Linked DNA regions of Homo sapiens: region 1 is linked to region 2. The links are chromatin loops, found by intact Hi-C in ENCODE. Cell type or tissue: OCI-LY7. All regions are shown on one strand. Links, peaks and the distances in the headings refer to the core of each region. The heading gives the core; the rest is flanking DNA. Region 1 overlaps MRTFB (myocardin related transcription factor B). Region 2 has its middle 5.6 kb from the start of LINC02130.

What was found. A loop is a pair of places that touch in the nucleus more often than their neighbours do. Peaks named below come from ENCODE experiments on the same cell type or tissue, not always from the same donor. Only the 100,000 strongest peaks of a DNase experiment are listed, where the experiment ranks them.
Region 1: a loop joins it to region 2, with 23 times the contacts of the local background. A loop is called at or near these places in 1 of 110 quality-filtered maps.

Annotation. Positions count from the first base shown.
Region 1 is chr16:14,247,601-14,252,974 of GRCh38, forward strand. It overlaps MRTFB (myocardin related transcription factor B), which reads left to right. Exons shown (of 17, transcript NM_001308142.2): 13 at 1,326-1,481; 14 at 4,262-4,423; 15 at 4,765-4,902. Among named protein-coding and RNA genes, the nearest start is that of TRT-CGT2-1, 36 kb to the right of the region's middle. In OCI-LY7, for the core only: CTCF peaks have their summits at 2,128 (motif pointing right) and 2,365; a DNase peak (open chromatin) is centred at 2,111.
Region 2 is chr16:14,373,131-14,378,504 of GRCh38, forward strand. No RefSeq gene overlaps it. Among named protein-coding and RNA genes, the nearest start is that of LINC02130, 5.6 kb to the left of the region's middle. RefSeq lists enhancers at 1-109, 2,709-3,209 and a silencer at 1,187-1,362. In OCI-LY7, for the core only: a CTCF peak has its summit at 3,187; a DNase peak (open chromatin) is centred at 3,301; H3K27ac peaks cover 507 bases.

The DNA.
Region 1 (5,374 bases), core at 215-5,214, 130 kb before region 2:
TGCGTCCAGAGCAGACCCCACGGAGAAAACGTATGCATGTGTGAGAGGGTTATTCAGAAATCTGAATATCTAGCACTGTTTTTATATAGTGAAAAAAACACAGGATGCTTTTCTAGTCCTGTTACCTTTTCCCTTGAATGAACACAGTATCATCCATGCAGACATTTTTTTACACACCAGTGACGTGATCATTGTGATCATAGTCTGCCGCTGAGCACTTTCTGGCAAGGCACAGCATCTAGTACTTTAAATGGCCGGCTTCACTTAATCCTCCCTTCTCCTAGAAGATCTAAGTGATACCACCCATCTCTGGATAAGGACGCTGAGGCCTAGGAGTACTCAGGGAGTTCCCCCAAGGATGGAGCTGGCATTTAAACCCAGGTGTTCTGCCCGCAGAGCCTTTATTCTTATGCCCATTCTTATATTCTGCCTCCCACATTTAGTTCTTGAAAGTCACTGCTTATATGAAGATGTCTAAACTAAGGAAAACATGACCACAAATTTAGGAGTGAGGATGTAATTGAAAGAGATGAGAAAACACTGATGAGCATGAAATTCCCTTTTGTGCGTACATAACCTATGTATTTACCGTGTCATGCAGTTTTGGTAAGTTTTCACCAAACATGGAGCACGAGTGAACAAGAAACCATTTGAAGCAGTGCTCCTCAGCCTCGACACCCAAATACCTGAAACAGGCGAGAGGAATCATCTCGTACCCCTGTGGTTAGGAGGCAGGGCCCACAGACCCTTTGGCAGATGCAAAAATTCTGATTCCTCTGTTTTATCTTTAGGGTATCTGTGAAATTGAAAGTCTATTCCATAATAAATCCTTAAATTTTTTGGTCCAAATCTTCCATTGCTGTAGTAGAAACGAGAACCGTGTTTTTATCCTTGGGTCTGAGGGCGCCCTGGCCCCATTGCTGGCTCTCCCTAGGGAATGCACACACCGCTTGCAAGCAGCAATTGGGACAGTTAGGTCTCACGAGTTGCCTTGCTGTTATTCAAGTATTACAGTACCTGAGCTATTATGTGTAGAACTGCCTTAGGTTCTTATTATTTCCATTTCCATTTTCTCAAAATTTTCAAATGAAAAATCTTAGCTACTTAGGAATAATAAGAGCATGCAGTGACTGGTCTGATGTTTCCCTCTCTGGTTTAGAATCATTAAAGTTCAGATTTCTGTGCAGATGAAGTGTGTATCTGTAACCTTGGTCTTATTTCATTTAGATACAATCCCCAAGTGACCAGTGATTCTACACCTAAGTTCTGATTTCTAACTTTGATTCTGACAATTAAATTGATGTTTTTTTCAATTCACCTCCTAGACTTCACCACAAGCAGGAATGCAGACTCAGCCTCAGATAGCAACTGCTGCACAAATACCAACTGCTGCCTTGGCCTCAGGCTTGGCCCCAACTGTACCTCAGACACAAGACACGTTCCCGCAGCATGTGCTCAGTCAGCCTCAACAAGTCAGAAAGGTTTGTAAATGCCAAGGAGCAATAGAATGTCGCTGATTTTTACCATCCTCCGATCATCCATTCAACAAGCATCTTTGTAAACGCCCTGGGAAGTTCCTGTTCATTCTTTTCTGTGATCCATCTCCCATAGAATGAGCCTTAGGTCAGATGCCATTTGGCTGCAGATTTCCCAGTTATTTGGAATGGAGAAAGACCTTTTCATTACTGAAAGATAGCTCGCCTTCGCAGTTAACCCCTTTTCCAAGGGAAAGTTTCAAAAGTATTTGTTTTCAATCCTCATATATTAAATTTACTGAATTTTAAAATAAATGTTTTCAAATTAAACATACTGTGGAAAAAAAGATATGCTGTTCCCTTGGAAAAGGTATTTGAAGATGAAAAAGATACTCCCAAAATGTTTATGCTGAGTAAGATCTTGAAATACATTTGTAAGACTTTGCCATCTCAGATTAAGAGCCCAGAAGGTCTTATCAATTCCAGTTCACCATTGCCTAGGTGTTTGGCCTCATGCAGAATTCACTTACCTTCTCTGAGAGTCAGTTACCTCATCTTTAAAATGAAGTTGGTGGTCTAGGATTCAGTGTCCTCTACACAAATAACTACCAAAAAAATTCTCCCGCATTCCCCGGTAGCCAGTAGGTGGAGCTATGTGCACATCTCCTTGCCAGAAAAATCTTATGCCTCAAAAATAGGTCTTACTCTTTTAAACCTTGAAAATTATTAATCCCAGAGTTTTACTCTTCAACATGAAAGAACCCAGGTAATGAGTTGTGCCTGTGATCTGCCTCAGGATAGTGTGAACTGTCTGGGTGAAACCAGCTTTGGGGACAGCTGCAGTCACATGTAACACGTGTGCTGCTTCAGAATCTCCTCTGCGAGAGGAATCATGGTTGTATGTTACTGAGTTTGGGGAAAGCTCGAAATACCATTTTAGTGTAATTAAAAGCTTAGTAAATGTTCCAATGTTAAGACAATTTGTTTTAGGGAGGAAAGGAAAAAATAATATGTAGATAGGATAAATAAGGGCTTTTTCACTAAGTCTGTAAACACTAGAATTAGGAATCATTACTTCTAGTTTAAAGGAAGTAATTTTTTACCAAATTTAAGGAAAATTAATTTTTTCAAATAGGAGTATATTTACAGAACTCATCACCATGGAGATTGTACTGTTTGAGGTATATACACATAGACTTTCCTGCTTATGAAATACAGAGGTTTTTTAGAATATTAGTGGTATAGAACGTGTTAAGTATTTTTGAGCAAACCAAGTTCTATGAAATACAGTTACAATATCAGCAGTATGGCCACATATTTGTAAAAGACCCTAAAACTTGTGGCTCTTGATGGAGGTGCTAAACAAAACATTTTGGAGTTCCACAGCAAGAAGTTCTCACCTTTGCCTGTTGGAACAGAAAACAGCCTCTCCAAAGGGGACCAGTTTTACATGGGGCCTTGCTTGTATTTGAAGACATTTTCAAGAAACTGGAAAATTGAGTGTGACCACAGCAGGTTGAGGTTTTAGGTAGGATGGAAAGGGGGCCAGGTAGTAAGAAGCTTACATGCCAGCCAAAGATTAGGGTTTTACCCAAATCAGGAGAGCCAAGGAGTGTGGTAGGGGCCATGCCTTGAGAACACGTTGTGGCAGGGGGTCTATGCCGCAAGGCTGCTGCAGAATCCCTGTGATAGATAGTGAAGGCCAGGCGCAGGACAGCAGAGAGCAGAGGCAGATTCAAGCGGCGTCGCTGAGATGTGTGAACACTGAGGGAGAAAGCAGAGTTGACTGATAGTCCTATTTACCTAAGTTTTAAAAAAAGCAGAACCAAGAATTATTTTCCCTCAGAAGCTGAGAGGCAGGGGGTAATGGGAAAAAGGAGAAAAATCGTTTGGAATATTTTAAATTTGAGATACCTAAGATGATGATGTAAGTGGCTTTGACGCCTGGGAGCAAGGTTGGAAGTAGAGCAGTGGCTTGGGATTATTAGCTTAGTCATGGCCATTGAAGACTTGAGAGTAGGCCGGGCGCGGTGGCTCAAGCCTGTAATCCCAGCACTTTGGGAGGCCGAGGCGGGTGGATCACGAGGTCAGGAGATTGAGACCATCCTGGCTAACAACAGTGAAACCCCGTCTCTACTAAAAATACAAAAAATTAGTTGGGTGTGGTGGCGGGCGCCTGTAGTCCCAGCTACTTGGGAGGCTGAGGCAGGAGAATGGCGTGAACCTGGGAGGCGGAGCTTGCAGTGAGCCGAGATCGCACCACTGCACTCCAGCCTGGGTGACACAGCAAGACTCCGTCTCAAAAAAAAAAAAAAAAAAAAAAAGACTTGAGAGTAGATGAGCCCACCTTAGAGAGGAATAGAAGAAATTCAGCTATCATTTAAGAGGAGAATTATAAAGAGCAAGCACTGTTTTTCCACAAAGCTCTGTCTGTACCACCATCAAAGGCAAGTTACTGCGTAAAGGGACCACATATGCTCGAAAATAGGGGTAAGCAAACCCTGGCCTGTGGGCCAAATCTAACCCACCACCTGTTTGTATGGATAAAGTTTTATTGGCACACAGCCACACCCATTTATCCATGTACTGTCTGTGGCTGCTTTCAGGCTGCAATGGCAGAGCCAAGTGGTAACAACAGAGGCCAGGTGACCCACAAATCATAAGCTATATACTCTGCAGCCCTTTACAGAAAAAGTTTGCTGACCCCTGTCCTAAAACATGGTTTTCTTTACTTCATTAAGAAAAGCCAAAGAACAAATTAATGGAGAAACATTTATTCATTACAGGTTTTCACAAACTCAGCATCATCAAATACAGTTCTTCCATATCAGAGACATCCTGCCCCAGCTGTCCAGCAGCCCTTTATCAATAAGGCCTCCAACAGTGTTCTTCAATCCAGAAATGCTCCGCTTCCATCCCTGCAAAATGGACCTAACACACCCAACAAGGTAACCCTGTGAGGCTTGTGTGTCAGTGACAGTGCCGCAGGGGCATCAAATCATTCCAAAGCCTAGTGCTTTGGGCTTGGAGTGACTAATGTTAATGGGATAAAATTGTTGAAAATACAGTGATAACTTGTGAAGGAGGAGCTCAGCTATTATCACAGTGAAGATGATCGTTCGCACATAAGGTGGCCACCAGTGCTGTCAGCCTCACAGGTGCTTAAAAGAACCTGCTCATGAATTCCCTGATTTGGCCACTACATAGAGAACAGCAGAGCCGAGTCTAGCCAGGAAAAGAGAGGTTTATTGCCAAGAGGTAATGTGCACTCCTCCTTTATTTGACACAGCCTAGTTCACCCCCGCCACCCCAGCAATTTGTCGTCCAGCACTCTCTATTTGGGAGTCCAGTCGCCAAGACAAAAGATCCCCCCCGCTATGAGGAGGCCATCAAGCAGACACGCAGCACACAGGCCCCTCTGCCAGAGGTAAGTGAGGGCACGGTCATGGTGCATAAGGCTATGGTGGATGTGCCCACGTTCAGTCTCGAGCAGACCTATACAGAATCCCTTGTCTGAAACTGACTTGCCTCAATAGAAATACAAAAATAACCTTGTATTTTACATGGTTATTTAAAATCAAAATGTCATTTATCATGAAGACCTTAAACAGCTTTCAGCAGCAGTATAACTGCATTTACTGTTTATTCAGAAATTAAGGGTTTATCTCTTAACTTTTCTTTTGGGGTAGGGGCATCAGTCATGTTAGAGATAGATGTGATTATGACCAGGACACATTTTATACAGGTCCCTTCTTTTCTAAAGCCACCATGTGTCAGGCCAGCATCAAAATGACACATGGTATCACTGTTACACCTGGCTGACATTCAAGGCCACCAGCACCTAAATTGACTTGGTCTCTCTCTGGTCTCCAGCAACCTCTGCCCCCAGCAGGCCAGCC
Region 2 (5,374 bases), core at 318-5,317:
GCAGAGCACTGCCCTTCTGGAAGGTTCCACAGCTCTCATTTTGCCACAGGCAGGTATGGAGTTGGGGAGCAGGGGATTGACTGCTAGCAGTTAATGTGTCTAACCTAAACTTTACAAGTCAGGAAACACAGAGTAGGATGACACCCACTGAGTGCAGGAGAGGAACAGGCGGCTGGGCCACCTGCAACTCCTTGAGATGGACAGCCAGGCCTAGGACGCACACACTGAGCTGGACCCCGTTCCACCAGATTTTGCTCCTTTTAAGCATGAAAGGGCCATGACATCAAATCCCATGGGGTAGGGCAGCCCCCCTGGGGACCGAATCTGTCAAGGAAGGGGCACGGACCACCCAGGGCTAGGGTGGGTGAGAGCCGCGCCTGGGGAAGCCAGGACAAGCCACGATAGCAGCCAGTGAAAATGAGGGTCAGGCACTGGCTGGCCTTGTTCTAGAACCCCGTGAGGGCCGGCTCCAGGCCCACGCCCAACACGGGCAGCAGAGCAAGGAGCCGGGCACGGAGCCCTCCCACCCTGTTCACATCCAGCAGCTCCCTGCCTTCCCCCGTGAACCCTGAGCCCAGCCTGGTGCTGTCCTTGGCCACCTAAGACAAGGAAGAAGCCCACCCGTCCTGAGACCCCAGGCCCAGCTTTCCAAATCCTCAAACCCAGAGCTACTGCAGGAGGAGAAATTTTTTTTCTTTTAAATATGTCAGAAACAGGGTCTCGCTCTGTGGTCCAGGCTGGAGTGCAGTGGCGTGATCATAGCTCACTGTAGCCTCGAACTCCTGGGCTCCAGTCACCCTCCCACCGCAGCACCCCGAGTAGCTGGGACTACAGGCACGTACAACCCCACCCAACTAATTTTTGTAGAGATATGATCTGGCTGTATTGCCCGGGCTGGTCTTAAACTCCTGGGCTCAAGCCTCAAGCCATCCTCCCTCCTCGGCTTCCCAGAGTGTTGGGATTACAGGCATGAGCCACCACGCCCAGCCTAGGAGGGATTGTCATTTCAGCTATTCAGTCCCTGCCGCCCACTCTGCACCAGGCCCAAGGAGGAGCTGGGGACAGAGGTGAATATGGCACACTCTCTGTTCCCAAGGAGCCAAGTCAGCCAGGGGAGACGGAAAAGGACAGCCTTGTGTGACCAGTGCTGGGACCCCAGCCACGCACAGGGGCTGCAGAAATCCATAGGAGAGCATTTTCTCCCGACCTGGAGGAGGTGACACCCTGATTCTCGCCTGATTCTCTTTAACCACAGCTAATGCTTTGAGATGGATTACATCCCACTTTGCAGAAGAGGAAACAGATGCGGAGAGGTAACAGCAATGCCTAGTGAGGGCCAGGGAGGGGATTTGAACCCAGGGCTTCCAACTCCATCATTCCCAGAAAGCACTTTGGGAAATGACTGTTTCTTCTGTCCAGGGAGCCTCTTGTCACACTCAGCCAACTCATGTCAGGCACCAGAGCCAATGTCAGGCCTCCTGCTCAGGCCCCAGTCAACCCCGTCTGCTGGGAGATTTTCTCCCGCAGAGGTCACAAGTTCACAGGACCCAAGCCCAAAGCGGGAGGCACAGACAGCAGCCCTGGGGTTCTCCCAGTAGTCGGAAACGGGCTGGCTGCCTCTGGGCTCACACTGGGATCATCAGAGCAGCAGCTCAGGCTCGGATGGCCAGAATTAGGGTGGGTTGGGGTCATGGAGGGAAGAAGGCCCCGGAGATCTGATGGCTCCTAGCCTGAGGCTCTCTGTGTTTGGGCATGAACCTATGATACAGTTTGTCAGTGTCTCCACCCAAATCCCATCTTGAATTGTAGCTCCCATAACCCAGCGAGAGGTAACTGAATCACGGGGGTGGGTCTTTCCCCTGCTGTTCTCATGAGAGTGAATAAGTCTCATGAGATCTGATGCTTTTATAAAGGGGAGTTCCCATGCACACACTCTCTCGTGCCCGCCACCATGTAAGATGTGACTTTGCTCCTCCTTGGCCTCCCAAACTGCTGGGATTACAGGCGTGAGCCACTGCGCCTGGCCAGCTACATGGTTTCTTTTTGGAGCGATGGAAATGTGTAAGATTAGTTTGGGGTGATGGTTGCAAAATGACATAGATTTACTAAAACTCATAGGATTGAACACTTCAGATGAGGGAATTTTATGGTATGTAAAGTATGTCTCACTAAAGCTGTTGAAATGAAGGCAGCCTCCCAGGGCCCAGAGAGGTATCTAAAGACTCTGGTTATGCCAGCCGCGGTGCCTCACACCCGTAATCCCAGCATTTTGGAAGGCCAAGATGGGAGGATTGCTTGACTCGAAGAGTTCAAGACCGCCCTGGGCAACATAGCAAGACCCTGTTTCTTTATAGTTTAAAAAAAGACAAAAAAATAAGGACCCCGGTTTGAAATGCATTAAAAATTAGAAATAGAAAAAAAATTAAAAATAAAGACTCCCAGCCTGGTGTGGTGGCTCACGTCTGTAATCCCAGCACTCTGGGAGGCCAAGACAGGAGGATCACTTGGGGTCAGAAGTTCAAGACCAGCCTGGCCAACATGGCGAAACCCCGTCTCTACTAAAAATATAAAAATTAGCTGGGTGTGGTGGCACGTGCCTGTAATCCCAGCTACTCGGGAGGCTGAGGCAGGAGAATCACTTGAACCCGGGAGGCGAAGGTTGCAGTGAGCTTTTGCACTGCAGCAGAACAAGACTTCCTCTCAAAAAAAGAGACTCTTCTAGACAGACAGACCCTGCCTGAGCACATGACCTGGCCAGGGGGCCTTCCTACATGTCCTTGTCCTAAAGCAAGCTGTAGGTACCCTCTTCTTGGGGCAGCCGTGGGCAGGACTTTGCCCAGCTATTCCTCCCTCCCCACCAGTCCCTCTGAGGACAGGTCCCCAGAGAGAGGCAGGCAGGAGTTCCAAGGAGGGAAGGGGCCCTGTTGTTCGAGTAATAAGCTCATTCTGATGCTCCAGGAGCCTCCTGGGGATGGCAGCCATGGTTAATCAGCCAGATGGCTTGGGCAACATGAACTGACGTTGGTGCCAGCTGTGTGAGGGGCACAGGGCAGGGGGGCCAGGCGGCTGGCAGTATGCCCCCTTCCCACTTTTTTTCTCCCCTGGGATCAGAGAAAGGAGGCCTCTTGCCATCAACATGGAATCTCCACCCCCAGGTTCTTCAAACAGAGGCAGACCCCTCTACGGCTGAAATATCAGAGGGCAGAGAGCGCCACGTGCACCCCAGGCCCCCACCAGCTCGGGGACAAGGGGCATTGGCAGTGCAGATTCATGGTTACAGTCACAGAGCCTGGAGTCAGGCCACCTGGCTTCAGATCCCAGGTGGGTCACTATGAGGCTGTGTGACATCCAGCAAGTGTTTTTCTTGTTGTTGAGACAGAGTCTCGCTCTGTCGCCCAGGCTGGAGTGCAGTGGTGCGATCTCGACTCACTGCAGCCTCCATCTCCCAGGTTCAAGCGATTCTCCTGCCTCAGCCTCCGGAGTAGCTGGGATTATAGGTGTGCACCACCACACCTGGGTAATTTTTGTTCTTTTAGTAGAGACGGGGTTTTGACATGTTGGCCAGGCTGGTCTCAAACTCCTGCCCGCTAGTGATTCACCCGCCTTGACCTCCCAAAGTGCTGAGCCACCAAGCCCAGCCCCAAGTCTTTTTTTTTTTTTTTTTTGAGATGGAGTCTTGCTCTGTTGCCCAGGTTGCAATGCAGTGGCACAATCTCAGCTCACTGCAGCCTCCATCTCCCAGGTTCAAGCAATTCTCCTGCCTCAGCCTCCTGAGTAGCTGGGATTACAGGCACCCGCCACCATGCCTGGCTAATTTTGTATTTTTAGTAGAGACGGGGTTTCACCATGTTGGCCAGGAGAGTATCGAACTCCTGACCTCGTGATCTGCCCACCTCTACCTCCCAAAGTGCTGGGATTACAGGCCCCAGCAAGTCTTATAATGTCTGAGCCCTCACTTTCTTATCCAAAAAAGTGGCCATAATAATAACAGTGCCCTCCTGGCAGGCTACAGCCAGGATGAAAGCAGTGGGCATAGAACTTTCTGGGATCCTCATCATCCTCCTGAGCTCCTCCCAATAGCGGAACTGGCACGCGGCAGAGCTCAGAGGGTGGATCTCCAGGGTAAAGGGGCCAACAGGTCCCAAGCAATTCGTTAGGCTTCATGGCTGGACGGGCGGCCACTTCTTTTGTTGCAGCTTTTTTCTAAAACCCTGAGATTTCCCCTAACAGGGAAGTAAATGTAGAGAATTCAGAATGAGCCCTCATGTTCAACGTGCAGCATCAATGGAAGACAGCCTGGAGGTCCCTCAAACAAACAAACTTAGAATCACCCTGTGACCCAGCAATTCCACTCCCAGGCATATGCCCAGCAGAATTGAAAACATCTGTGTACACAAAAACTTATGCATGAGAGTTCACAGCAGCATGACTGGTAACAGCCAAAGAGGGGCAACAACCCAGATGTCCAGAGAAGTAACTGGTCTGTCCACACAATGGAGTATTACTCAGCCATTAACAAATGAAGTCCTAGCCATTAATAAACAAACAAAAAAAAGACTTGCTGGGGCTGGGCTTGGTGGCTCAGCACTTTGGGAGGTCAAGGCGGGTGAATCACTAGCGGGCAGGAGTTTGAGACCAGCCTGGCCAACATGTCAAAACCCCGTCTCTACTAAAAGAACAAAAATTACCCAGGTGTGGTGGTGCACACCTATAATCCCAGCTACTCTGGAGGCTGAGGCAGCTACTCTGGAGGCTGAGGTGTGGTGGCTCACACCTGTAATCCCAGCACTTTGGGAGGCCGAGGTGGGCTGATCACTTGAGGTCAGGAGTTTGAGACCAGCCTGGTCAACATGGTGAAACCCTGTCTCTACTAAAAATACAAAAAATTAGCCAGGTGTGGTGGTGCATGCCTGTAATCTCAGCTACTGAGGAGGCTGAGGCAGGAAAATTCCTTGAACCGGGGAGGCGGAGGTTGCAGTGAGCTGTGATTATGCCACTGCATTCCAGCCTGGGCAAAAAGAGCAAAACTCTGTCTCCAGAAAAAAAAAAAAAAAAAATTAAGTACTTATGAACGTACATCTGGCAGGAAAAAAAAAAAGTAGTGCTGACACAGGAATGAGCCTTGAAAACATTATGCTAAATGCAAGATACCAGACACAAAAGTCACATGTTATTTGATCCCATTCATATGAAGAAGAAAAAAAAGGGATCCTGGAATTTGGACATGGGAAAGTCTAACGGGTTCCACTCTGGCCACGGAGATGAGCTTACTGAGGCTGGAAGGGGAAGAGATTTGCCCTGTGTCACTTGGATATCCTGTTACCTGATCGCCTGAAGGAAGGGTGTGGTTGACCAGAGCTGGGCTTACCCTAGG